3 separate regions of the Homo sapiens genome follow, and regions 2 and 3 are each linked to region 1. A link is a loop called in an ENCODE intact Hi-C map of the cell type or tissue named here. Cell type or tissue: IMR-90. All regions are shown on one strand. Each heading gives the region's core, and the rest is flanking DNA. Links, peaks and the distances in the headings are about the cores only. Region 1 overlaps ZNF827 (zinc finger protein 827). Region 2 has its middle 54 kb from the start of OTUD4. Region 3 has its middle 37 kb from the start of OTUD4.

Region 1 (4,000 bases), core at 1-4,000:
TTTTGAGACCCAAGCCAAAGCAATACTACTTCCAAAGGATTACACACACACAAAGTCAAGGAGAAAATGTATGGAAGTGCAGACTATCCAAATTTAAAGGGACCTTGAAATCATCTAGTTCTACCAGCTTATTTTACAAATAAGAATACTGGTAGACAGAGACAGAGAGAGAGAGAGAGAGAGAGAGAGAGAGAGAGAGAGAGAGAGAGAATACAACCCTATTCAAGTACCTGACAGCTTCATGAGAAAATCAGACGCCATCTTAACAGAGATGTCCTGGCTGAACAATGCTGACGCACTGTTGGCCACATACTCGGAGGGGTCTTTCAGCTTTGTGTGGTTGGCGGGCCTGTCGGCAGCATTCAAAGTAAAGGAGGTGGGCAGGCCGTTATCTTCCTTGGGTTCCTCCTTCACCAGCAAAGGCGAGACGCCAGCCCCTCCCTGGCTAGTCCTCTCTGGAGTGTTAGACGTCATCATGGTCCCCACTAGCTCTGTCCCTCCTCCTTCCCTTTGCTGCCCCAGGCAGGCACTGTCACTGAGGTGGGGAGATCCCTTGACATCTGGGTCTGGGATCTCCTCCTTCACCTTGGCTTCTGTCCTCAGGAAGTGCTGATGGCAACGCATGTGGAGTTTCAGGCTGAAGTGGCGTGAGGAAGTAAAAGGGCACAGCTGGCACTGAAAGGTCTCTCCCCGATCCTGGTGCTGATGAACCTGACGGAGAAGCAAGAAGAATGAGCTAGCCACCGTGCATTTATGGAAAATGCCTTGCTGTAGATCCAGACTATTCATCAATCATTTCCTCACCGTGCAAAGGGCTGGCCTTTGTACTGCAGAGCATTTCACTATGGGGCTCCAGGTAATGAGGCCAATCCCTAAACATAAAGTGGGTCCACATAGGTTAAGAGTCCATTATTAGGGCCATGCTCACAACTGAGGATGCAGCCGGCCAACGGATGCTATTTTGGGTAGCATCCCACTATTCTAGTCATCTGATCTCAGTTGATGTCTTCAGAGAAAATATTATAAACCCAGCACAATCCAAACTTACAAAATTACTAGTTGGGGATCAAAAGAGGTAACCTGTCAAGTAATTCCTCTCACAATAATGATACTTTGCATTCATCCAATTTTTTGTTAGTTATGTTCTGCAAACATAATTTCAGTTTTCAAAATGCTGCTCTTAGGTAATTAAGAATGTAGAAAATAATGTCTCCAGGGTATTCCCGTTTCAAAGACAGAGAAATTGAGGCCCCAGAATAAATGGATTGAGCGAAATTACATACAAAAAAAAAAAACAAAGTAGGAGAAAAACCAAGGTCTGACCCTCACCAAGTATTCTGAGCAAGAGGAAACCAATTTTTCCAAACGTGGCTATAATATCATGCTCCAGATTCTGACGTCTGCAATGAAAGAATGCAGACTTTTAAATCCAGTTCCAGTCTTGCATGCACATGATACCTGTAAAAATTGGGAGAAACTTTTTCTTCCTGTCACTACCAAATTTAGTGCTTAAAAAAGTGAGGAAATCATTGCATTGGCCTGAGCCAGGCTTTGAGCTGGCAGGTGCTCATAAGCTTGTAACTTCCCCATTTATCTCTGCCAATGCACTTTAGTGCTGACCTGCTACACTCTGCTATTTCAGGACTGGTCCTCCCTTAAGTAGAACTGCCAATTGTGTAGATGTGGGCCAAATGATTTGGGGAGCTGTGTGATCTGAACAAACAAGTGAGTGATTGGAACCCAAAAGCAAAACAAAACTGACACCTCCTCTTTTAGGGGTGACCTAAGCAGGACTCGAACCCAGGTCTCACCAAGGTTAAAGGCTCATGCGTTAATCCGCTGCACCACCTGGCCCCTCTCGGTAGGTTTCCTTTCCAAGAGAGCAAGTTTTACAACAGCTGTTTATGCATTCTGAATGCAATCCAAAAGCATTATTCACCAGCCAAAACATACTTTTAAATAATGTTAAGTGACCAACAAAAGCAAAGAAATTAAAAGTTAATGGTGAGATCCTGTCGCTACAGCACCCCACTGTGGCTTTTTGAAAAAAACAACAGAAGAGATTCTGGGTCCCCCAAAGCACGAGTTTCTTAACAGAAATAGCCATATACACTTAAACTCAGTTAGGCAAAGTCCTGATCATGGAAAGGCTTTCCCTCTGCTGGGGTGGAGTGCTGGGGGTGGGGAAACACACTGATTGTCACCAGCTGTTAACATCACCCCTTTCTGTTCTTTCACAACAAAAGGATTTCACTAGGAGCTGACCATTTCATTGCTTTCTCACAGAATCCCCACCATCTCCTCCGACCAATTCACGCAGAAGCAGGCACCTTGGGGACCTCAGGTCACAGTCCCATGGGACCCTGACCGGTGCTGCCAAAAGCATGCCCTGGAACCAGGTGATAAAGGTCACGAGTTAGAGAGCTTCCATTGTCCCTGAGAGCAGTGCAGTGGGGCAGATCCATTTCAGAAGTGTCCTTACATCTACTGACCCAGGAGAGGAGGGGAGCTAATCCAAGAACAGAAGCTCCGGAAGCAGCTTCTGGAAGAAGGAAAAGGACAGAGCACAAGCCCAAGTTCTAAAATCAAAAGGGAGTCCTGGATTAAAAACCGTCTATGTGCATGTATTTTATGTGACTTCTTTTTCACCAGATCCTGGCCTTGTTATATTTAGTTATGGACAAATTAGTGAAGCTTTAAAGGAAAAACAGTGGGTATTTTGTTGACTTTTGCACTTAACAATTTTTTTTGAGCTACAACTTCCCAAAAGGACTATATATCACATTTGGCCTTTGAGAGAAGTATTAGCTCTATCCTCTGACTGCAGTTTTTCCCCCTTCTCTCCTGACATTCGAGCACTTTTCTGTCATAATTTTTATTCTCTTTAGCTTGACATTTGCTTTAAAGATCTTCTTAGTCTACTAAAATGAAGACATGCTTCTCTAAAGCACGTCATTCTCTCCAGGCCATGTTTAGGGGCTCACCTATCCTCTGGTCATTTCACACAAACAACCCATATCAGGTGCTGTTACATCATTAGGGCCATCTCTTCACCATTGGGGCCATTTCTTGGTAGCAGTTGGATGCTTGGGTTGTGGTATTTCAGAGCTTGGGGAAATTTTGGGAAACCTCTACTCCATCCCCCACTAGGGGGACAGGTGAGGGCCTTCATGAGAAGTTAGAGCTCCTTAAATGGCAGACCTGAGGCTACTAGAACTCAGTACCCTGACTCTCGGTCAGTTTCCTGCTAATACTTCACCAGTGTTCTTTATCTTAGCAGTCTTCCTCACCTTTTCTGTTCAATTTTAGCTTATGAATTCATGTTGAATTCCTGTATGTTCACTTATCCAGGAAAATTTTAAAGGACTTAATGGAAATCTGAGATAACCCCAAGGAAATCTGGAGGCCTTTATAAGCTCCTTCCACAGCGGGTGATAAAAACATTTGCACGATATATTATGAAGGAAAGGTGGGCTAAAAGAATGTACAGTGCCTAGGACATAATAGGATAGAGTAAGTACTATAATACAAATGCAGTAAGTACTATATTTGTTGAACAAAGAAAGTAGAATCCCATTTTTCTTTAAAACATCGATATACCAATATAGAAGAATATACATCAAAGTGATAATGGTTATTTATCATTCTTGGTGATGGGATTAAGGATCAACTTTATATTCCTTTGTTTATCAGTTTTTCTAAGTTCTCAGCACTAAAGACAGATCACAAAAAGGGAAAAGGAATAAAATTTATTTTAGAGTAATTTTTTATACCATTTCATTGATTATTTCTAAATGTAAATAAACATTAATGTATATTGAGATGGCTTTCCGATAATGATCACTGTATTAGCTACATTTACTGAATGTTGTTTCTCCAGGCTGGGCACTGTATTAAGTGCTTTATGTGCATTATCTCATTTAACTCTCATAACAACCCCATGAGACAGACTGTATGATTATTATCTCCATTAGTGGAAACAGAGGTTTGGAGAGGTTAA
Region 2 (11,694 bases), core at 3,590-7,589, 650 kb before region 1:
CCCAGTCTGCAGAACCATGAGTCAAATAAATCTAAGGGCTAAGGGGGCAATATGAGGGATTGGCAATTGGAAGCTGGCAAAGGCTGAATGTGCCAGACAAAAGTAGGGTCTTAGTGGGGGCACACAACTATTGCCATACTGTAGACCTGCAGGAAGCTAGCCAGGCCTCTGCTCCTGCCTGTTGACTTCTGGAACCAACTGGAAGCCAGAAGACAGGGGATCCATGATGCATTCTGCACAGCTCAGTCACCAGAGGTTCAAAGAAGAGCCAGAAAGAATAGATAGTGGGTCTGGAGAAGCATACAGAGAATATCCATGTACAGACTTCCAACAATACCCTGTTCTCCTTATACATTAATGCCTTAAACTACTCACTTCTGATCTAGAAAGTCATAATACATGGTTTCAATCTAGAGACTAGTGGTTCTCAAAATTTTCTTTCTATACTTTCCTAATGTCAGATTATTCTAGGAAGTAAACACTCATCCAGGAGCCACATTTCCCATCCCCTTGTATGTAGGTGACACATTGAGACTGAATTGACCAATGGGAGGTGAGTATAAAGGGTTTATCCCTCTTTCAAGCTTGGCTCATGAAAAACTGCATGTTTGATCATCCATGCTCTTTTCCTCTTTAAATTGGCTGGAATGAAGGCAAACTTTACTATTATGATGTTAGGAATCATATGTTGAAGATGAAAAGGTCAAAGATGGATGAAATCTGAGTCCCTGAATCACTATTTAGAGAGCTCATAGAAACAGAAATACTTGCACTGGAAGAAAAAATAAAATACATACAAGAAACTTATTCATTAGGGAGGCGCTATGGTTTGAAAGCTTATGTCCCCCTCAAAATTCATGTTGAAACTTAAATACCCAGTGCAATGGAATTAGGTATAGAGGGCCTGTAGAAGCTGATTAGGTCATGAGGGTGGAGCTCTCATTAGTGACCTTGGGGGTGGAGAGAACTAGTCAGGCCCTCTTGCCTGTCTTCCTCCCACCATGTGAGTATGCAACAACAGAGCACCACCTATGAAGCAGAGAGCTGACTTCACCAGACACAGAACCTCCTGGCACCTTGACCTTGGACTTCCCAGCATCCAGAACTGTGAGAAATAAATTCTATTTGTTATACATAAAAAAAAAAAAGAAGGCCTGGTGCAATGGCTTATGCCTGTAATTCCAGCACTTTGGGAGGCCAAAGCAGGCAGATCACTTGAGGCCAGGAGTTCAAGACCAGCCTGGGCAACATGGTGAAACCCCGTCTCTATTCAAAATGCCAAAAAATTAGCCAGGCATGGTGGTCCCAGCTACTTGGGAGGCTGAGACTGGAGAATCGCTTGAATCCGGGAGGTGGAGGTTGCAGTGAGCTGAGATGGCACCACTGCCCTCCATCCTGGGTGACAGACCAAGACTCTGTCTCAAAAAAACAAAAACAAACAAACAAACAAAAAACAAAGAGAGAGAGATTGGTGGTTCTTAATTCCTTTGGGGTCACAGATTTTAAGATGTGCATGTAAGTACTCACACAAATTTATGTACAATATTTTGCCTCCTCAGAGACAGATAATATTTTAGTAAATAATGAATTTGATTTTTTCACTTATATTCTCAGAAAAAAAAGTGGCCAATATGTAACAACTTAAAAAATAAATCCAAATTGTGTATTTAAAATTTAAAAAAAAGAAATTCAATAGGAAATTTCTGTTAACAAGGACATTCCAAAAGTACATGGATTTTTTTTTTTTTTTTAACTTCAATAAGAACAACTTTTGGAGCGGTCACTGGCAGGTTAACATGCCAACTTTTTCAACTTTGACATTCCACAGATGTCAACTCTAACACTAATGATAGAAAGTTATGAAATCTCTGACTTCCAAGGGTGAGTAATTGCAGATGGAATCAAAATTCCCATTGCTTGCTTGCTTTTTCAAGTAAGGATTGTATCAAAAAATACCAGAATTCTCAAACAGTTTATGAGTTAGATTCTATTTGTGCCTTTTTTTTTTTCCCCAGATCATTGAGAACATCTTTGTTACTGGCACTGTCTACATGGTATTTTGAGCAGAGTTTTGCAGTGTTTCCAAGTGCTGCAGTTTCTTCCCGCAGAGAGATGGCCACTACAGACTCTAGCTGCCAGAAGAATTTCCCCCAGATCTGGAAAGTTTCTACAGTTGCTTACCTCGAATATTCACATACAGAGAGGTACTTCCTCCAAAGTGCGGTTTTCCAACAACTCCATAATGGTGAGTATGAGACCTGTAGTTAGGAGTATGGGCTCCAAATTTAGACTACCAAGGTTAAAAGCTTTGCTCCACCCCCTTGCTAACCATGGTAATTTAAGCAAGTGACTTGCCTGTTTCTTCATCAGTGAGTAAAACAGTACCTATTTGATAGGATTATTATAGGAATTAGCTTAATTCAGATAAAACCTTATAATAGGGGCATCTGCATTTTTTAGTTGTTCAAATGGCCACATATATCTGGAAGACTATGAAAAAATCTCTTCCTTGCTGTTCGTTCTTCTGTTCATTCATTCATATATTTCTAAGTATTTACTGAGCACCCACTATGTGCTCAGCATTGTGCTGTGTGCCAGAGATACAATGATCAGCTAAAATAGAATCAGTGCCTGGCCTCATTGAGCCTTCAGTCTAATGGGGAAGACAGATATTAATCAAATAGTCATAAACACACATGTAAAGTTGCTGTGGAGAAAAGGTATATTGTTCTGTGAGAAAAAATAATGGAGACTTAACCAATAAGAAAACATTGTTTAATCTGCAATCTTAAGACTAAGTAGAAGTTATCAAAGAGTTACTTACCCCAAGTTCAATTAAGTTCTATTAGACTTAACTTCCAGACAGCTGATGAATTTCCATATAGCAAAAGAAAACTTCATAATCTGCTTTTCTAAGAAAACTTCTTGAAAAGACAGAAATGCAAGGCTCTGAAGCTAAATAGGTTGATGACTTTGTGGTTGCAAGCAAAATTTTATTTGGGATTTACCTTTGACACTAATGCAAGACAATCTAGAATGGAATGAATCTCATTGCTAGTTCTCCAAGCATGCATAGTATCAATGTTTCTTTGAGTGGAAATTTTGTTTGGCCAATAAAGTTTTTACAATTTCAACACCATAGGAGGCCTTTGAACTTTCTAAAAGTGCTCCCAAAATAGAAATCCTCATTTGATGCTGTTCTTGTGCAGATAACATGGGAACTGGACCTGGCTCTGCCAACAGATGTCAATACTTTCACGATGAAGAGAAATAGCGATTCCTTCATGATCTGCTTCAAAATATTGGAATAGATTTTAGTGATTCTGGAATGGATGAGAAGATTTGACAGAAGCATTGTTTTACTTTTTAAATTTTCCTTCAAATTACAAATCAGAATAACCATTTCCAGGACATTTTGCTTCAGCAAGGTCTTTTATTTAGTCGTGCAGCAAGCGATCTTGCAGGATGACTCAAGACAATACATCTTTGTGTTGGAGAAAATCCAAGTTTTTAATGCTTTCCAATTGACCCTTTTACTAAGGCAAAAGAGGCAGACTGTGCAGTGTATTTTCAGGATGTAAGGGATCACTTCAGCTTTGTTCGGTTCCTGCTTCCATAGGTAATATGTTCAACAATGCAAGCAAAATCCAAGGGGGCAGACAGAGATAAAGAGAGATTCTTGGCCAGGCGCGGTGACTCACGCCTGTAATCCCAGCACTTTGGGAGGCCGAGGCAGACGGATCACGAGGTAAGGAGATCGAGACCATCCTGGCTAACACGGTGAAACCCCGTCTCTACTAAAAATACAAAAAATTAGCCGGGCATGGTGGCAGGCGCCTGTAGTCCCAGCTACTTGGGAGGCTGAGGCAGAAGAATGGCGTGAACCCGGAAGGCGGAGCTTGCAGTGAGCCGAGATTGTGCCACTGCACTCCAACCTGGGCGACAGAGTGAGGCTCCGTCTCAAGAAAAAAAAAAAAAAAAAAAAAAAAAAAGCGAGATTTTTGCTGGGCACGGTAGCTCATGCCTGTAATCCCAGCACTTTGAGAGGCCAAGGCGGGTGATCATGAGGTCAGGAGATTGAGACCATCCTAACTAACACGGTGAAACCCCATCTCTACTAAAAATAAAAAAAAATTATCCAGGCGTGGTGGTGGGCGCCTGTAGTCCCAGCTACTGGGGAGCCTGAGGCAGGAGAATCGCTTGAACCTGGAGGCGGGTGCAGTGAGCTGAGATTGCGCCACTGCACTCCAGCCTGGGCGACAGAGCGAGACTCGGTCTCAAAAAAAAAAAAGAGGGATTCTTTTTTTTTGGTGATATATCCTAGCCTAAACTGATATTAAGGTATAAACAGATGTTCATAATCATGTTTCATTTTCAATTCATGTCAAAGAATGGCCTGGTAAATATTATAACAGGCCAATGACACCAATAATGTACCAAACTGTAATTTTGCATACTGCTTTTTACTTATTTATTATGAAACAATGCTTTCATAAAATGTTATACAAAAAGTTTTTCTCCCCAAAATATAGTTTTAAATATTGGGGAAGACGTACAAAAAAAGTATATTTTTCCCCAGGTTTGTGGATCCTCTAGAAGTCATCCATTAGTTCTCTGGCTTATAAACCAAGGGCTAACAACTTCATCTATCAATAAGGCTTTAATCTTCTGATACTAATCTATCTCTTCACTTTTACCTTCATCTATTAAGTATAATTGTCTGAAGTGAGACAGGAAATAATTAAAATAACTTGGAGCAGCAATTTCTAAACTGTGGTGCAAAGGGACACTGACGGCCCCTGGAAAAAACTCATCTTTCCCTTTGCCATTTCCTCCTCTCTCTCCAGACTTTTTTTAAAATCCCAATGTTTCTCTGAAATTGTGATGAATCTCTCAAGAGTTTTTGTGTATGAAGATTGACCACTTGCACATCTGAGAGAATATTGCCTTCTCCTAGCAGGGAGTTTTGACCTATGTGGGGTTTGGGAACACTTACAGCATTCAAAGATCCCCTTTAAAAGGGGTCTGGAACCCAAAGCTCCATTTTAATTTACACATCCTGTGTATCGTCTGTTACAGTTCTTTCTTTTCATGCTATGACTCTTCATCCTGCCCTTGCTCTGATTTTTACTGAAGACCAGCTACTTCAGCCTGTTCATGCATGATCACTTTTTCTGGTATTCTTTTTCCTTCCTCATGTTAAATCCTCATGTTCTTAAGTTTTCTAATTTGTGACCTTCTCATTTACTCTAAGCCTGGCCCTATATGGAGAGCTTCATCCTCCCAGCAGGGGTCACCATAGTTCCTTCCTGGAGAGCCTATAGGTATCATGTTAAAGAATCCACCCTCTGGTCTTTATACAGTTCCAGTTTCTATAGAACATTATAAACACTAAGGCTCAACATTCACATTGTATTCATGTCTGTCCTGATTTAATATTGACTAACACTTTAAACACTTTTTGAAGCAAGTAATGTTATTTTAAAATCGTATGTATTTGTTTTTGTTATAAATTCCTGGATGGACAGGAAAGATAACCCCCACATCATGCCTCATACATTGTAGATTAAAGTTCTTATCCTTAGATACAAATGTATAAAAAACAAAATTACTGTACTTTTTTGTTCTTTTTTTCTTCAATCTATACTTTCTCCTAATAAATTGGAGATATTTGAAGCACTTAGAAATTTGAAGCACTTAGAATCTAAGTATTTGAAGCACTTAGAATCTAAATGATGTAATATAAATAAGATTAAATTAGAATATATTTAATTGTTTTTTAGAATCAAGCATTCTCTTTAAAATTCTTTTCTATATTTATGCCATTTTAACTCATTGCATTGATTTTTAAAAAAATTACACAAATGAAAAAGAACCAGGAAAAGTTAGCTATGTGGTAGTTATGGAAACATAATAAAGTGATTATTTGAGTGAAACTCAGGGAGCAACTTGACTTAAACAAAGATATCACACCACCAATTCTACCTTCTCATTTGTGCATTATTAAATTAGATCATTCCTACAAGCATCAAATATACTATTGTTTTTCTAATCTTAAACAAATATGACTCTTTTTTTTTTTTTTTTTTTTGAGACAGAGTGTCACTCTGTTGCCCAGACTAGAGTGTAGTGGTGTGACCTTGGCTCACTGCAATCTTTGCCTCCTGGGTTCAAGCAATTCTCCTGCCTTAGCCTCCTAAGCAGCTGGGACTACAGGTGCGTGCCATCATGCCCAGCTAATTTTTGTATTTTTAGCAAAGACAAGGTTTTGCCATGTTGACCTGGTCTCGAACTCTTGACCTCAAGTGATCTGTCCACCTCGGCCTCTCAAACTGCTGGATTACAGGTGTGAGCCACCATGCCCAGCCAATACAACTTCTTTTGAGCCTACTTCTCCAGCTACTGCCCTGTGTCTCTGCCCTCCTCTGCAGCAAAAATTACTTGAAAAAGTTGCTTATACTTTCTGTCTTCTTCTTATTCAAATCAGGCTTTTCCCCACCTGCCCCTGAACTTGCTCTCGTCAGGGTAACCAGTGACCTCCATGTTGCTAAATCCAATGGCCGCTTCTCAGTTCTCCTCTAATTTGGCCTATGGGCAGCATTTGGCAAACATTTTCTTCACTTGCTTCCAAGACACCACAGAGGCTGGTTGTCCTGTTACTTAGTTGATCCTTCATGGCTGATCTCTTTCTGTATCCTCTTCCTCTTCCTGAACATTAGCATGCTAGAATTCCATAGGCTCTGGCATGGTCCTCTACTCTCCTCTACCTCCATTCACTTCCCAAGTGATCTCATCCAGTTCCATGACTTTAAATATCATCTGTTCCCTAAGAAATTTTGCTCAACTGCTGATAACAAAGATCCAATTACAGCAGCTTTGACACAAAATAGTTCATTCTCTTCCATATTAGGAGTCAGAAGGAGGCCATCCACAGCTGATATGGCATATTCACAAGGTCATCAGAAACTCAGGCTGCTTCTGACTTTCTGTTCCATCATCTTAGCACGTGGCTTATATTCTCAAGTCTGGGACTACAGGCACGCACCACCACATCCAGCTGATTTTTGTATTTTTAGTTGAGATGGGGTTTCACCATGTTGGCCAGGATGGTCTCAATCTCTTGATCTCGTGATCCTCCCACCTCGGCATCCCAAAGTGTTGCGATTACAGGTGTGAGCCACTGCTCCCTGCCTAAATGTGAAGTTCTAAGGGGGAAGAGGAAAAAGAATATTTGGTAAGTACCTAGTAGTTTCTGCCATAACATCAATATATCAAAGAGTCCCATATTCATATTTCCAGCCCTGCACTCTTCTCCAAGCCTCAAGACCACTTACTGTGCTTGGATGCACACTTGGCAACTAAAACTTAACATGAGCAAAGCATTGCCTTTGTAATGGAGACTCAAAGATGAATGACTGTGAGTTGAGGGAAGAATGAGGAGTGAGAAAGTGAAGACAGTGAATACAGTATAGAGAACTCTTTCAGGAGTTTTGATAGAAAGAAGAGCAGAGGAACAGAAAAATGGGAAGTAGCTGGAGGAGAATGTAAAATCTCAGGAGAATTTTGTTTCATTTTATAAAAAGAATAATATTTCAACCTATTAGTATAATAATGGGAGTGGTTTAGGAAAGAAGAAATGAATGACTCAGGGAAAGGGGAATAATTGTAGGAGTAAAGTCCTCAAGAAGACGGGGGAGACAAAATACAAAGCACAAATGAGATCAGCATTTGATGTAAATGACAGAGAAAGCAGAGTATGGGGGCACAACTTATAGGCAAGACGGCTCACTGAGTTTAAGCTTCGATAACGCACTTTGCTCCAAATACATGACAAAAATAGATCAAATGTAAAAAAAAGATAAGTCTAGGATAAAAAATAAGACAAACATCTCCTAAATGAAAATAGAACAAAAATGTCAAAGTGGCTAGACTGAAGTCACAAAGTTTATGGAAAATCCAGAAAGCATAAAGTACTGGTTAGGATTTCAGCTCCTGAGGGGCAGAGGACACTAAACTTGCTCCATGAGAAACTGAATCCAGTTTTACAGCTTGAAAACTCTTCTATTCTCAGGAGTGAGGCTGGAAAAAATTACATTTATTTATCTATTTTTTAGAGATGGGTTTCACTCTGTCACCCAGGCTGGAGTGTAAAGCTATTCACAGGTTCAATCATGGCTCACTGCAGCCTTGAACTTTTGGCCTCAAGTGATCCTCCTGCCTCAGCCTCCTGAATAGTGGGGACTACAGATGTGTGCCACCATGCCTGGCTCTGAAAAAATATTAAAACTCTGCATGACTTGTATTTGGAGATGTGGCTTTTAGAAAGCTGTGGACCTAAGGAGAAGGGGGTGCATAGATACAATCTCACAATCAAAAATTGAGTCAAAATACCTAATTGCTCTATGACTAGACCTATGGAGTCCTCAATATCACCTTGTAGACAAAATTTCAAGCTGGAACAGTTGGATTTGGTTTCTGATTGAAGGTCTGCTGACAGAATGAGTTCATGGTTAAGGCATGGGGGAAGGGCAGAAAAAAATGTTAAAAGCTTGCAAATGTTTCAATATGAGCCTGAAAAGCCAAATTCCAAAAAACATGGGTAGGTCTAATGCTCAGCAAGAAAGTCAACAAAATCAATAATTAGAATGTGAATTGCCTGTAGATAAAAATTAATTTTACCTCTGGAGCAGCTTGATAATCTTTTTTAAAAAAATTATTATTATACTTTAAGTTCTGGGATACATGTGCAGAACGTGCAGGTTTGTTACATAGGTATACACACGCCATGGTAGTTTGCTGCACCCATCAACCCATCATCTACATTAGGTATTTCTTTTTTTCTTTCTTTCTTTTTTGAGATGGGGTTTTGCTCTTGTTGCCCAGGCTGGAGTGCAGTGGTGCAATCTCGGCTCACTGCAACCTCTGCCTCCCAGGTTCAAGCGATTCTCCCATGTCAGCCTCTCACATAGCTGGGATTACAGGCTCCTGCCACCATGCTGGGCTAATTTTTGTATTTTTAGTAGAGACGGGGTTTTGCCATGTTGCTCAGGCTGGTCTTGAACTCTTGACCTCAGGTGATACGTCCACCTTGGCCACCCAAAGTGTTGGGGTTACAGGCGTGAGCCACTGCAACCAGCCAGGTATTTCTCCTAATGCTATCCCTCCCTTAGCCACCTACTCCCTGACAGGCCCTGGTGTGTGATGTTCCCCTCCCTGTGTCCATGTGTTCTCATTGTTCAACTCCCACTTATGAGTGAGGACATGTGGTGTTTGGTTTTCTGTTCCTGTGTTAGTTTGCTGAGAATGAGGGTTTCCAGCTTCATCCACATCCCTGCAAAGGACGTGAACTCATCCTTTTTACGACTGCATAGTATTCCATGGTGTATATGTGCCACATTTTCTTTATCCAGTCTATCATTGATGGGCATTTGGGTTGGTTCCAAGTCTTCGCTATTGTGAACAGTGCTGCAATAAATATACGTGTGCATGTATCTTTATAGTAGAATGATTTATAATCCTTTGGGTATATACCCTGTAATTGGATTGCTGGGTCAAATGGTATTTCTGGTTCTAGATCCTTGAAAACTGGCCACACTGTCTTCCACAATGATTGAACTAATTTACACTCCCACCAACAGTGTAAAAGTGTTCCTATTTCTCCACATCCTCTCCAGCATCTGTTGTTTCCTGACTTTTTAATGATTGCCATTCTAACTGGCATGAGATGGTATCTCATTGTGGTTTTGATTTGCATTTCTCTAATGACCAGTGATGATGAGCTTTTTTTTTTCCCCGTAGATGGAGTTTTGCTCTTGTTGCCCAGGCTGGAGTGCAATAGCACGATCTTGGCTCACCACAACCTCCACCTCCTGGGTTCAAGCAATTCTCTTGCCTCAGCCTCCCAAGTAGCTGGCATTACAGGCATGTGCCACCACGCCCAGCTAATTTTGTATTTTTAGTAGAGATGGGGTTTCTCCATGTTGGTCAGGTTGGTCTTGAACTCCCAACCTCAGGTGATCTCACTGCCTTGGCCTCCCAAAGTGATAGGATTACAGGTGTGAGCCACCATGCACAGCCTATGATGAGCTTTTTTTCATGTTTGTTGGCCGCATAAATGTCTTCTTTTCAGAAGTGTCTGTTCATATCCTTCACCCAATTTTGGTGGGGTTGTTTTTTTCTTGTACATTTGTGTAAGTTTTTTGTAGATTCTGGATATTAGCCCTTTGTCAGATGGATAGATTGCAAAACTTTTCTCCCATTCTGTAGGTTGCCTATTCACTGTGATGATAGTTTCTTTTGTTGTGCAGAAGCTCTTTAGTTTAATTAGATCCCATTTGTCAATTTAGGCTTTATTTTTGCCATTGCTTTTGGTGTTTTAGTCATGAAGTCCTTGCCCATGCCTACATCCTGAATGGTATTGCCTAGGTTTTCTTCTAGGGTTTTTGTGGTTTCAGGTCTTACATTTAAGCCTTTAAACCATCTTCAGTTAATTTTTGTGTAAGGTATAAGGAAAGGGTCCAGTTTCAGTTTTCTGCATATGACTAGCCAGTTTTCCCAACACCATTTATTAAATAGGCTATCCTTTCCCCCTTGCTTATTTCTGTCAGGTTTGTCAACGATCAGATGATTGTAACTGTGTCTCTGCCAGGTTTTGGTATTAGGATGATGCTGGCCTCATAAAATGAGTTAGGGAGGAGTCCCTCTTTTTCTATTGTTTGGAATAGTTTCAGAAGGAATGGTACCAGCTCCTCTTTGTACCTCTGGTAGAATTTGGCTGTGAATTTGTCTAGTCCTGGGCCTTTTTTAGTTGGTAGGCTATTAATTACTGCCTCAATTTCAGAACTTCTTATTGGTCTATTCAGGGATTCAGCTTCTTTCTGGTTTAGTCTGGGGATGGTGTATGTGTCCAGGAATTTATCCATTTCTTCTAGATTTTCTAGTTTATTTGCATAGAGGTGTTTATAGTATTTTCTGATGGTAGGTCGTATCTCTGTAGGATCAGTGGTGATCTCCCCTTTTTCATTTGTTATTGTGTCTATTTGATTCTTCTCTCATTTCTTCGTTAGTCTTGCTAGCAGTCTATTTTGTTAATCTTTTTGAAACACCAGCTCCTGGATTCATTGATTTTTTTGAAGGGTTTTTCGCGTCTCTATCTCCTTCAGTTCTGCTCTGATCTTAGTTATTTCTTGTCTTCTGCTATCTTTTGAATTTGTTTGCTCTTGCTTCTCTAGTTCTTTTAATTGTGATGTTAGGGTGTTGATTTTAGACCTTTCCTACTTTCTCCTGTGGGCATTTAGTGCTATAAACTTCCCTTTAAACACTGCTTTAAATGTGTCCCAAAGATTCTGGTACATTGTTTTTTTGTTCTCATTGGTTTCAAATAACTTATTTGTTTCAAATAACTCATTGGTTTCAAATAATTTATTTATTTCTGCCTTAATTTTGTTATTTACCCAGTAGTCATTCAGGAGCAGGTTGTTCAGTTTCCAGGTAGTTGTGAGGTTTTGAGTGAGATTCTTTTTTTTTTTTTTTGAGACAGAATCTTGCTCTGTCGCTAAGCTGGAGTGCAGTGGCGCGATCTCGGCTCACTGCAACCTCTGCCTCCTGGGTTCAAGCGATTCCACTGCCTCAGCCCCCTGAGTAGCTGGGACTACAGGCGTGTACCACCACGCCTGGCTAATTTTTTGTATTTTA
Region 3 (11,694 bases), core at 3,378-7,377, 670 kb before region 1:
GGATGGTCTCGATCTCCTGACCTCGTGTTCCACCCGCCTCGGCCTCCCAAAGTGCTGGGATTACAGGCGTGAGCCACTGCGCCTGGCCTCTACTAATTTCTAGCTTCTAACATTGTAGATTTGAAGTCAAATGACAGATTGTCTTTCTTCCTTTATGAGTAAATTTTTTTTCTGCCTCGAAGTTTTTATGAGTTTTTCATCATTCTTGAAGTTTTAAGTTTACAAGAGCGTGCCCAGCAATGTGTGTTTTCTTGTTAAAACCATCTGGAATTCAGTGAGCCCTTACAGTCTGCAGATGCGTATGTTTCTTCAGCTCAAGGTAATTTTCTTCTTCTATGTTTAATTATTTTCTTTTTTCCATTATTTCATTTTATTCCCCTGTGGATTGCCTATTACTCACATGTTGGATCTTCTGGATCTATCCTTCAAATCCTTTATCATTTCCCTAATGATTTTCATCTCTTTGTAATTTTGTTCTTTGCTTCAAGATCTCTTTCACTTGAACTTCAGGCCAGTAACCTGAATTTCAACTTTAAACATCTCTTTTAATTGAGACGCTGAGTTCCTAGTTCATTCATGCTATTCATGAAACTCTTTTAAGAGTTCTTATTATACTTTTAACTCTCTTCCAGTCACTCTCTTTTAATAAGGGATTCTTCTGAGTATTCATCTTCTCCTTGGCTGCTAGACCTAATATATTGTCCTTCCTCCCAGTGGTCTATTGACCTTTGAGAACCATGGTTTACACAGGAACTGTGGATCAGATTCTAGCATTGGTGTTCTCTAGTGTAGGTTCTTAGGCTCTCATCTGGCTGAGAAATAAGAATTTCCTACAGCAGCTCCCTCCCTCAGGGAGTTGTGTTCATTATTGGGCCCAGTGCTTCACCCCTCCCCATATCCATGCCCTTTTAACTTTGTAATACCCTCCCATTCTGGATGAGATGATCTGCCTTGGGATTTTGTTCTGGTCTCAGCCATGTGATTTGATATGACCAATGGGATGTTTTTCAACCAGGGGCTTGAAAAAGTGCTTGCACATTTCCACTCACTGTCTGGTTCCTCTGCCTTCACGATGGGAACATCCTAGGCTAACCTGTGGAAGGATAACATTTGGACCTACCAGAAGTGTGTCATTCAGTTGTCCCTCCAAATGACTTTCTATCTCATTTCAAGGTGTTCATAAAGTCTGAAAACATAGGCTCATATATATAACACTATCCAGGACATCTTCAATCTGTAAAAAATAAAATAACATAATTATTTACATTTCCAGGCTTCATGGACAGTCTTGTAGAACAAAAGCCAAAATCCTAATGATGATCTACGAGAGGCTCTACATGATTTCCTGCTCTCCCCACCTCTCTGACCCCCTGTTCTTTCCCTTGTGCATTCTGCCCCAGGCACACTAGGCTCCTTTTTGTGTGCCTGAAATGCCTTCGCCCTTTACCCAAATATCTCCAGTGAAGTGGTTTGAATATTGGTCTTCCCAAATCTCATGTTGAAATGTAATCCCCAGTATTGGAGATGGGGCCAGGTTGGAGGTGTTTGGGTTACTGGGGTGATTCCCTCATGAATGGCTTAACACCATCTCCTTGGTGATGAGTGAGTTCTCACTCTGAGTTCATGTGAGGTCTGGTTGTTTGAAAGAGTGTGGTACTTCCCCCCATGACTCTCTTGTTCTCTTCATGTGACATGCCTTACTCCTGGTCACCTTCTGCCACAATTATAAGCTTCCTGAGGCCTCACTAGAAGCAGATGCCAGCACCATGCTTCCGGTAAAGCCTGCAGAACTGTGACCAGTTATACCTCTTTTCGTTATAAAGCACCCAGCATCAGGTATTTCTTTATAGCAATGCAAGAATGGGCTAACACACACACATCCCTCGATTTTCTCATGCCTCCTCAAAGGTCACTTTTCCTCATCACATTACTTACTCCCCTCTAGTACTCTGTATTCTTTTACTCTGTTTTATCTTTTTCCAAAGCACTTATCATAATCTAACATACTTTTTGTTTTACTTATCTATTTCCTTTATTTTCTCTCTTCCTCACTAGATTGTAAATCCTGTAAAAGTAGGGATTTTTGTCTGTTGTGTTAACTCCTGATGCAGGATTTTTCTCAGTCCCTTTGCCAGTCAAGGACCTCTGGCTGGTGATGCCCCTGCCTGGGCCTTGCTCAGGGCATGCTACCTGCTGCAGGAGATGGCCTGCTCACTTGGCCCGTCTGGGCCAAGTCTTGCTTGCACATCAGTTCCCGAGTTCTTGTCTCACATCCAGGAAGAATGAGAATATGTTGACAACTGAAAAGTGAGCAAGGCGGGGAGTTTTCTTGAGTGTTGAAATAGCTTTCAGGGGTGAGGAGATGTGGGGGTTGTCCTCCTACCTTAAGACAGGAAAGTGCCCTGTATATGGCTGAGTCCAGGGCTTTTATGGGATCAGAATGGGGAGGTGCAGGCCATAGGTAGTATTGGGAAAGGCAATATTTGATTGGTTAAAATGCACTATTCAGAAAGAATCAATTGGGAAAGGGCAGGCAAACAGAAATAGAAGTTCTCTGGGTTGTGGATTTCATTTGTAACCAGCAGTCTGGTCTTTCAGCCTTCAGGCTGTTTCTGGCTTGAAGGTGGTTTCACTGGGGACCCACCCCTATCTGCCTGGGCATTTGGCTTCCTCCTGTTGCCATCACTTCTATAGCTCTAATACCTATATCATACTGGTAAATGTTACTGGATTGAATAAAACCATCAACACTTATTTTATTATAATTATTTGCTTTTAGAGACAAAGTCTCACTGTGTTGCCTAGGCTGCAGTGCGGTGACTATTCACAGGTGTGATAATGGCACAGAACAGCTTTGAACACTTGGGCTCAAGTGATCCTCCCTCTTGCCTCAGCCTCCCAAGTAGCTGGGATTATAGGTGTGCATCTGGCTTGCAATCAACGTTTTAAAGCATTATCTTTGGCATAGAGACAAATGCTTATTTTATTTGTTGTGACAGAACAAGCATTCTGTTCATCTAAAAGTTGTATCATGTCATTTAAGTTCAAATGAAGTCTAAGCGTAGCTGGAGAGAGTTGATGGTTTTAAATAAATTGTATTTAATCTGTTAAGGGCCTATTACATTTCCACTCACAATGGATTCTTACAGTGGTAGATATGATGTGAATTTTGAATAAATTCAATTTTTTTTTGTAAAATAAAAGATAATTATATCTCAATATAACCCTTAAAAATTCTTAAACATTCTCAACAGATTTCTCATTAAATTAAAACAGAATATAGTTTTGGCTATTAGTATAATGTGATCATGGGTTGTTCTGAGGCTTTAGTTTAGTAAAATAACCTCCTGATATATTTCAAAGAGCAAGTTAATTCAACTCTTTCCTCACGTTACAAATTGTTAAATATATGTACACACTTATTCCAATTAGCCATGAGAAATACTTAGAGAATATTGATAAAATACACAAAAATCTCCTTTTTCCATTTAATGCTGCATGTCATTAACTATTCTTTATAAATATGGTTGTAATTGTAACAATTCCATATGGCTTTTCTACAATTTAGTTTTATAGTCTCCTGTTACAAAATTTGTAGATTGTTTTCTATTTTTCTGTTTTTTTTTTTTTTTTGAGGCAGAGTCTCGCTCTGTCCTCCAGGCTGGAGTGCAATGGCACGATCTTGGCTCACTGCAATCTCTGCCTCCCGGGTTCAAGCAATTCTCCTGTCTCAGCCTCCTGAGTAGCTGGGATTACAGGCACCCGCCACCACACCTTGCTAATTTTTTTTTTTTTTTGTATTTTAAGTAGAGATGGGGTTCCACCATCTTGGCCAGGCTGGTCTTGAACTCCTAACCTCATGATCCACCCATCTCTACCTCCCAAAGTGCTGGGATTACAGGCGGGAGCCACCACACCCGGCCTATTTTTTTCTGTTATAAATAAGACTTTGATGATCATCCTAGGACATAATTCTTTGAATGTATCTCTGTTATATATATATTTTGGCTAGAGTCCTAGGTATAGAATTAATTAATCAAATGATATAAGCATTTAAAATTTTCTTGCTCCATAATTGTCACATTTTGCAGAAAGGTTGCATCACTTTTTACTTCTATTAGCAATATGTTAGTGCATCTCATCCTTCTCATATCAGCACTGAATTTTTTTATTGTGGTAAAATATACCATAAACATATGGTAACATAATGTTTACCATTTTAGCCATTTTTAAGTGTACAGTTCTGTGACATTAAGTGTATTCACATTGTTGTGCAACCATCATCACCATGCATCTCCAGAACTTTTTCCTCTTCCTAAACTGAAACTCTGTCCACATGAAACACTAACTTTCTCTTCTCCCCACGACCACAGGCAACACCCTTCTACTTTCTGTCTGTATGAATTTAACTACTCTAGGTACCTCATATGGGTGGAATCACATCTCTCCTTTTGTGATGGGTTTATTTAATTAATTGCCTTCAAGGTTTATCCACGTTATGGCATCTGTCAGAATTTCCTTCCTTTTTAGGGTTGAATAATATTTCATTGTATGTATATAGCACATTTTGTTTTTCCATTCATCTTTCAATGGAGACTGGGGTTGCTTTCACCTTTTGGCTATTCAGCATTGAATTTTAAAAAGACTCTACCCTAGTTTTAATTGTATTTATTTGATTTATTGTAATACTGAACACATACACACACAAACACACAGATTTTGCCCCTGAGTAGCTATTTGTATTTTAAAATTGATTATGCTAAATTTGTCACTCACTTTAGTAGGTATTGTCTGTAAGCAACATAGGAATGTATTAAGCTAAGAACATATCATTTATGTTTATATCCAGGGAGAAAAGTTTTAATATCTTGTCATATATCCTTTTTTTGTTTTGTTTTGTTTTTGCAATTAGCTACAGTTGCCTTTAGGTGGCATTAGATCCTTGGGCATGTGTTACAGAGATTTTTGCTTATTGGATGTGTGTATGTATGTTTTGACAGCTTGATGGATTTAAAAGCTGATCCAAATGTTATTTGAGGTCTAGAATGAAATATAAATTAATATAGAAGCTAGGCATCCTGAGACCTCTTTCATTATGCAACTACATGTTGACTAAATGATGTCTTCCTTTTTTTTTCTACAACAAATATTCTCCAGTTCTTTGCCTTGGATTAGATACTTTTAGAACAAAAATCTTAAAAATGTTCTGAAGTTCAATGTGAGGTTCTAAGCAAAATGGAGACTATTGTTTGGCCCAAATTTTGTAAAAGTTTGGATTGAAAGGGAGTTCTTTCATGTATGTAAGAAATCCCTTATACCTATTTTTCTGAATCAACACTTCAGACATCAGCATTTACCATGGTTGGCATAATGGAAGCTTAAGCCAAATATTTAGCAATAAAGGATGTGGAGAAATTGCCATCTGTATGGATTCCGGTATTTGGAATCATACATATTATCATTCATATTATCACTTTTTTGCTACTTCATTCAGAATTCATGTTTCTGAAAGACACTATTAAAAAAATTCTCAAGGCACTTTGGTTCCTTTAAAAGATGCCTTCCTTTCAGGAAAAGAGAGTCAGATTTTAGCACATTTTACTTGGTTGTCATGGGTTTGACTGGGGCTTGGGGGGTCAAGGGATTTGCCTGGGGTCTCAGGTTGGTGACTTTGTGGCTAGCCTCCTCTACACTGTGTTGGAATCAGCTGGCTCCAAGATCCTTGTTCTGTCTTCCCACTAGACCACATTGTCTTCCAAATGAAACCACAGTAGTGCTGAAAGCAGGAAGGAAACTCTTCAACTCACTTGTTTTATAAAAACTTCTTTTAAGGCAAGGACAGGGAACAGTAAGAATAGCCTTATTCACAGGCGAGTGACTTGAGCCATCTCTGCCTTTTGAATGTTAGCTTTTTCTTTAATAAATTACTCCTGAAAATACTGTTTGTAAAGATCAATGAAATACTTCCTATATATGTTAGTGATAGTTTTTCTTTTCAAGAAAACGTGTTGTTATCATGTCTAGGGTAGAGAGCTAACGAACTTTGAAAACCCATTATGTGGCAGGTGACTTACACTTGTTATCTCAAATAATATTCACAGTAACCCACAATAACATTGCAAATAAGCACGACTAATTCCATTTTATTGGAACAGAACTGGAAGTTCAGAGAGAGTTTTCTTCAAAAAGAAAAACTTGTTTAAATTCCCACAACTAGTAAATGAGAGAATCAAGATGATGGTCCATTCCTATTGAATGCATGTGGAAATAGGAAGAATTTTTTTAAGTTTGAGACATATTTCTTTGCCTATCCCAGATTGACATCTTTTGAATCCATATAAAATTTCACAACTTTTCTTAATAGTCTCAGATTACAATTAATGAATTTTAGATGCAGTTCACAAATTTTTTCTTTTCTATAGTTATATCTTAACCATAATCAGCAGCATCTTATAATTTTTCACTGAATTTGTAATTAGTCTATGTAGGGGGTCGAGGGATATGGGGCTGATCAAGGAACAGGATGTCCACAAGAGAGGCAGTGACAAGTTTGTTGGTGCTTGGCCAGGGTTGCATGAGAGGAGAAGTCCCTCACAGCCTTACTGGTGAGGGAGGAGGACAAGGGAGAGAGAGATTGGAGAGGAAGCTTACATAGAGTCTCTGGGTCAGAGAGCCCAGCTTGGCTTGAGGCCTTATAACTACACGGCCCTGTCTTATGAATAGGTAACAGCTGCTGGGTGAGATTTTGCGGGGTATGCAAAGCAGACAGGCTCTAAGCAGCTAAACTTTTCTTGGTCAGGCTATTTTTAAAATAACTGGATGTGTAAAAATTTAAGTTTGGTGTCAGTGGGCTTTTGAGCTAATGGGTCTCAGCCTGCAGTGGAGAAACAACCAACTTTGAGGCTAATATACAGAGGCTATCTTTGGCTGATTTATGTAACAGTCTATCCCAAGGCACTAGAAGTATTTAACTGTTTTGGGAAAAGATAATAGCTTTTGATCATAGAAAGTATGTGATTCAACTAAACTAATAGTTTATTAGTTCAATGATATTACTCTCTGTGGTTTTATTTACCTATACTTGTATACAGAACAAATACTATTTATAATAAAGGGAAGTAAGTACCCCACCTTCAAATATAATTTTATTCCAGTGTTTAGTATATATGCTGCTGAAATGAGCACAATTTTATTCCAAAGAATTGAATAACATATTCAAATATTTCTGCCTCCAGCTACAGCCACTTAAGGATTCATGGTTTGATAGCAGTAACATGTTTAACATATTTTTATCCATATATGTTTGAATTACATAAACAATGTTTCATCAATATGAAAAGTATAATAAAACCTTAAACTCCTTTTCCATTTTGTAGGTATATATATATGTTTGTCTTTGGTTCATGAAAGCAATTCCTATTTTGCTATGAGAAGTTACTAGTTCAATTGGAACTCAGAATATTTACAGCTATGTAAGACTGTGGGCCCTCTGCTGTTTTGCATGCTGGCCCTGATGTTGCTGGCAGCTCAAGACATCCTCCTGTGTTCAGGCTCATCCAGGCACCAGCTTCTGTGCTCCCAAATTTCAGGGGACACGTGTCACGTTTCTGTAAGAACTCTTACTGTACACTGCATTGTGATCTGGTTGTACCTTGGGTCTGTGTATCTGCAGTGATTCTCTACCCTTCAGATTCCATGAAAGAAATCTGCTATCAAATGAATTGCTAGGCTTTTGGTGGGCACTGGTTGCTGGACCAGTGTGGCTACCTTGAAAGGAATGTGTCTAATTTCTCTCTTTGAATGTGTGGGCCCTTATGCCACCTATCTCAAATTTGAGGCCTCGTCGGACCCTCTAAGATTCCCAGGGAGGCCTCATCAGACCCTCTAAGGTTCCCAGAAACTATCCCACTTGTCATTCTATGATTTATATAGAAGATTATTTACTGGACTAGAAAAATATGCTTATGAAGAACAAGCGGGAACTAACATTTGTTGAGTGTATTATATGAATTACCACATTTACTCTTCATGAAAACCCTAAAAAATAGGAATCGTTTTTTTCTTTTTTATTGATCATAGGTAGAGGAGACTCTACCTATGATTAAAGTGATGATCCAAATTGAGATCTGTTTGACTTTGAAATATGGGCACTGAAATTATTAGCATTTAAAAAATATATCAATAACCATTTCCCCTTTAAATAATACTAAGACAGAAATTGCATTAAACCAATTAGAGATTTTTAAATATTTGAAAAGGAATCAATAAATATGATACATCATATAAACAGAATTTGGACAAAAACCATATGATCATCTCCATAGACACAGAAAACGCATTAGATAAATGAATTTTAAAAGATAAAATTCAGCATACCTTCATGATAAAAATCCTTGACAAACTAGGCATAAAAGTACCATACCTGAACATAAGAAAGGCTGTTTATGACAAACCCACAGCCAAAATCACACTTAATAAGAAAAAGTCGAAAGCACTTCCTCTAAGAACTGGAACAAGTCAAGAATGCCCACTTTCACCACTCTTATTCAACATACTACTGGAAGTCTTCGCCAGAGCAATCAGGCAAGATAAAGAAATAAAACGCATCCAAACTGGAAGAGAGAAAGTCAAATTATTCCTGTTCACTGATGATATGATTTTATATCTAGAAAACCCTAAAGATACCACCACAAACTCTTGGATTTGATAAATAAATTTAGTCAAGTTTCAGGATACAAAATTAATGTACAGAAACACTAGCATTTCTATACACCAATACCAATTTGGCTGAGGACCAAATCAAGAAGGCAATTCCATTTATAATAGCTAAAAATAATAATGAAATACCTAGGAATATATTTAACCAAGGAGGTGAAAGATCTCCATAAGGAGAACTACAAAACACTGATGAAAGAAATCGTAGATGACACAAACAAATGGAAAAATATCCCATGCTCATGGATTAGGAGAATCAATATTGTTAAAATGATCAAAAAGCCCAAAGCAATCTACAGATTTAATAAAGTCCCTATCAAATTATCAATGTCATTTTTCACAGAATTAGAAAAAAGCAATTGTAAAAATCACATGACACCAAAAAAGAGCCAAATAGCCAAAGCAACCCTAAGCAAAAACAACAAAGCTGAAGGCATTACATTAGCTAACTTCAAATTATACAGGAGTATAGTAACTGAAACAGCATGGGACTGGTATAAAAATAGACACATAGATCAGTGGAACAGAATAGAGAACCCAGAAATAAAGGCACATACCTAAAAACAACTGATCTTTGACAAAGTCAACAAAATTTACACTGGATAAAGGACACTCTATTCAAGAAATGGTGCTGGGAAAATTGGAGAGCCATATGCAGAAGAATGAAACTGGACTGCTATCTCTCACCATATATAAAACTTAAGATCAATTAAAGACTTAAATCCAATACCTGAAACTATAGAAATCCTAGAAGAGAAACTCTTTTGGATGCTGGCCTAGGCAAAAATTTATGACTAAGTCCTCAAAAGACAAATGGAACGAACTAAACTAAAAAACTTCTGCACAGCAGTAACTAAATAAGTAGATAAATAAATAAAAGCAACTGAATAACAGACAACCTACGAATGGGAAAAAATTTTTTGCAAACAATGCATCCATAAGGGCTAATATCCAGAATCTATAAGGAATTCAAACAACTCAACAAGAAAAAAAAATAATCCTATTAAAAAGTGGGCAAAGGACATGAACAGACATTTTCCAAAGGAAGACATATAAGTGACCAACAAACATATGAAAAAATGCTTAACATCACTAATCATTAGAGAAATGCAAATTAAAACCACAGTGAAATACCATCTCATACCAGTCAGAATGGCTATATTTAAAAAGTCAAAAAACAACAGATGTTAGTGAGGATGTGAAGAAAAGGTGGCCGGGCACAGTGGCTCACACCTGTAATCCCAGCACTCTGGGAGGCCACGGGTGGATCACTTGGGGGCAGGTGTTCGAGACCAGCCTGGCAGGCATGGTGGCACACGCCTGTAATCTCAGCTACTTGGGAGGCTGAGGCACAAGAATTGCTTGTACCAGGGAGGCAAAGGTTGTACTGAGCCAAGATCGTGTCTCTGCACTCCAGCCTGGGTGACAGAGACAGACTGTCTCAAAATAAAGCAAGAAAGAAAGAAAAAGAAAGAAAGAAAGAAAGAAAGAAAGAAAGAAAGAAAGAAAGAAAGAAAGAAAGAAAGAAAGAAAGAAAAGGGAATGCTTGTACACTGTTAGAATGTAAATTAGTACAACTGTTATACAAAACTGTATGCAGATTTCTCAAAGAACTCAATATAGAACTAACATTCTATCTAGCAATCTCATTATTGGGTATACACCCAAAGAAAAATAAATCATTGTACCAAAAAGATACCGGTACTCATATGTTTATTGCAGCACTATTCACAACAGCAAAGACATGGAATCAACTTAAGTCTCCATCAACAGAGGAATGGATAAAGAAAATGTGATATATATGTATGAACACTACTCAACCATAGAAAAGAATAAAATCATGTCTTTTGCAGTAACAAGGATGGGACTGGAGGCTATTATCCTAAGTGAAATAACCCGGAAACAGAAATACTGCATGTCCTTTCTTACAAGTGAGAACTAAGCAATAGACACACAGGGACATACAGACTGAAATAATAGACACTGGAGACTCTAAAAGGTGGGAGGGCGAAAGGGGAGTGAGGGGAGAAAAATTACCTATTTAGTACAGCGTTCACTATTTGGCTGATGTGTACACTAAAAGCCCCTACTTTACCACTACACGTTATGCACATGTAAAATACCTATACTTTTACCCCCTACATGTATAAACTAAAAAAAAAAATTTAAAGAAATACTTGAAAAGGATAACAAAACTTACACAATAACTCATTTTTAAATTTATAATATCAATTTTTACCATCTTAAGTCAATGGTTATCTTTCAGAAACTTTGTAGATAACACTATGGAAATATGAAAAGAAAGATAATCTAGTAATATGTTCATTTGTTGAACAACGAGGGAGTTTCTTTTTATCCCTGAGCATTTTGTTTAGTAAGACTGACCTTAATTGTGCCTGTCACCTACTTTACATTAGAAAAAACATATAAGTTGCCTAAAAGCAAATTGCAACATTGTGTGTCTTTTGTTATCTCTATTTTTTAAACCGAGGTAATACTTCAATAAAGCAATTATAATATATAATTATATAACAGAAAATATTATAATAAACTGCATATTTTTAAAGTGTCTACTTAGATACATTTTTTTAAAATACTTTAATTTCCAGGGTACCTGTGCACAACCTGCAGGTTTGTTACATAGGTATACATGTGTCGTGTTGGTTTGCTGCACCCATCAACTATTTCTCCTAATGCTATCCCTCCCCCAGCCCCCAACCCACCGACAGGCTCTGGTGTTTGATGTCCCCCGCCCTGTGTCCAAGTGTTATCATTGTTCAATTCCCACCTATGAGTGAGAACATGTGGTGTTTGGTTTTCTGTTCTTGTGATAGTTTGCTGAAAATGATGGTTTCCAGCTTCATCCATGTCCCTGCAAAGGACATGAACTCATCCTTTTTTATGGCTGCATAGTATTCCATGGTATGTATGTGCCACATTTTCCTAATCCAGTCTATCATTGATGGACATTTGGGTTGG

The links. Hi-C counts contacts between places; a loop is a spot of excess contacts. Peaks named below come from ENCODE experiments on the same cell type or tissue, not always from the same donor. Only the 100,000 strongest peaks of a DNase experiment are listed, where the experiment ranks them.
Region 2: a loop joins it to region 1, with 6 times the contacts of the local background. A loop is called at or near these places in 1 of 110 quality-filtered maps.
Region 3: a loop joins it to region 1, with 4 times the contacts of the local background. A loop is called at or near these places in 1 of 110 quality-filtered maps.

What each region holds. Positions count from the first base shown.
Region 1 is chr4:145,885,448-145,889,447 of GRCh38, forward strand. It overlaps ZNF827 (zinc finger protein 827), which reads right to left. Exons shown (of 15, transcript NM_001306215.2): 4 at 231-711. Among named protein-coding and RNA genes, the nearest start is that of ZNF827, 51 kb to the right of the region's middle. RefSeq lists a silencer at 1,557-1,656. In IMR-90, for the core only: a CTCF peak has its summit at 2,038; a DNase peak (open chromatin) is centred at 1,934; H3K27ac peaks cover 490 bases.
Region 2 is chr4:145,228,999-145,240,692 of GRCh38, forward strand. No RefSeq gene overlaps it. Among named protein-coding and RNA genes, the nearest start is that of OTUD4, 54 kb to the left of the region's middle. RefSeq lists a silencer at 5,269-5,368. In IMR-90, for the core only: a CTCF peak has its summit at 5,289 (motif pointing right); a DNase peak (open chromatin) is centred at 5,323.
Region 3 is chr4:145,211,803-145,223,496 of GRCh38, forward strand. No RefSeq gene overlaps it. Among named protein-coding and RNA genes, the nearest start is that of OTUD4, 37 kb to the left of the region's middle. RefSeq lists an enhancer at 6,711-6,800. In IMR-90, for the core only: a CTCF peak has its summit at 4,932; no DNase peak of the experiment used is centred there.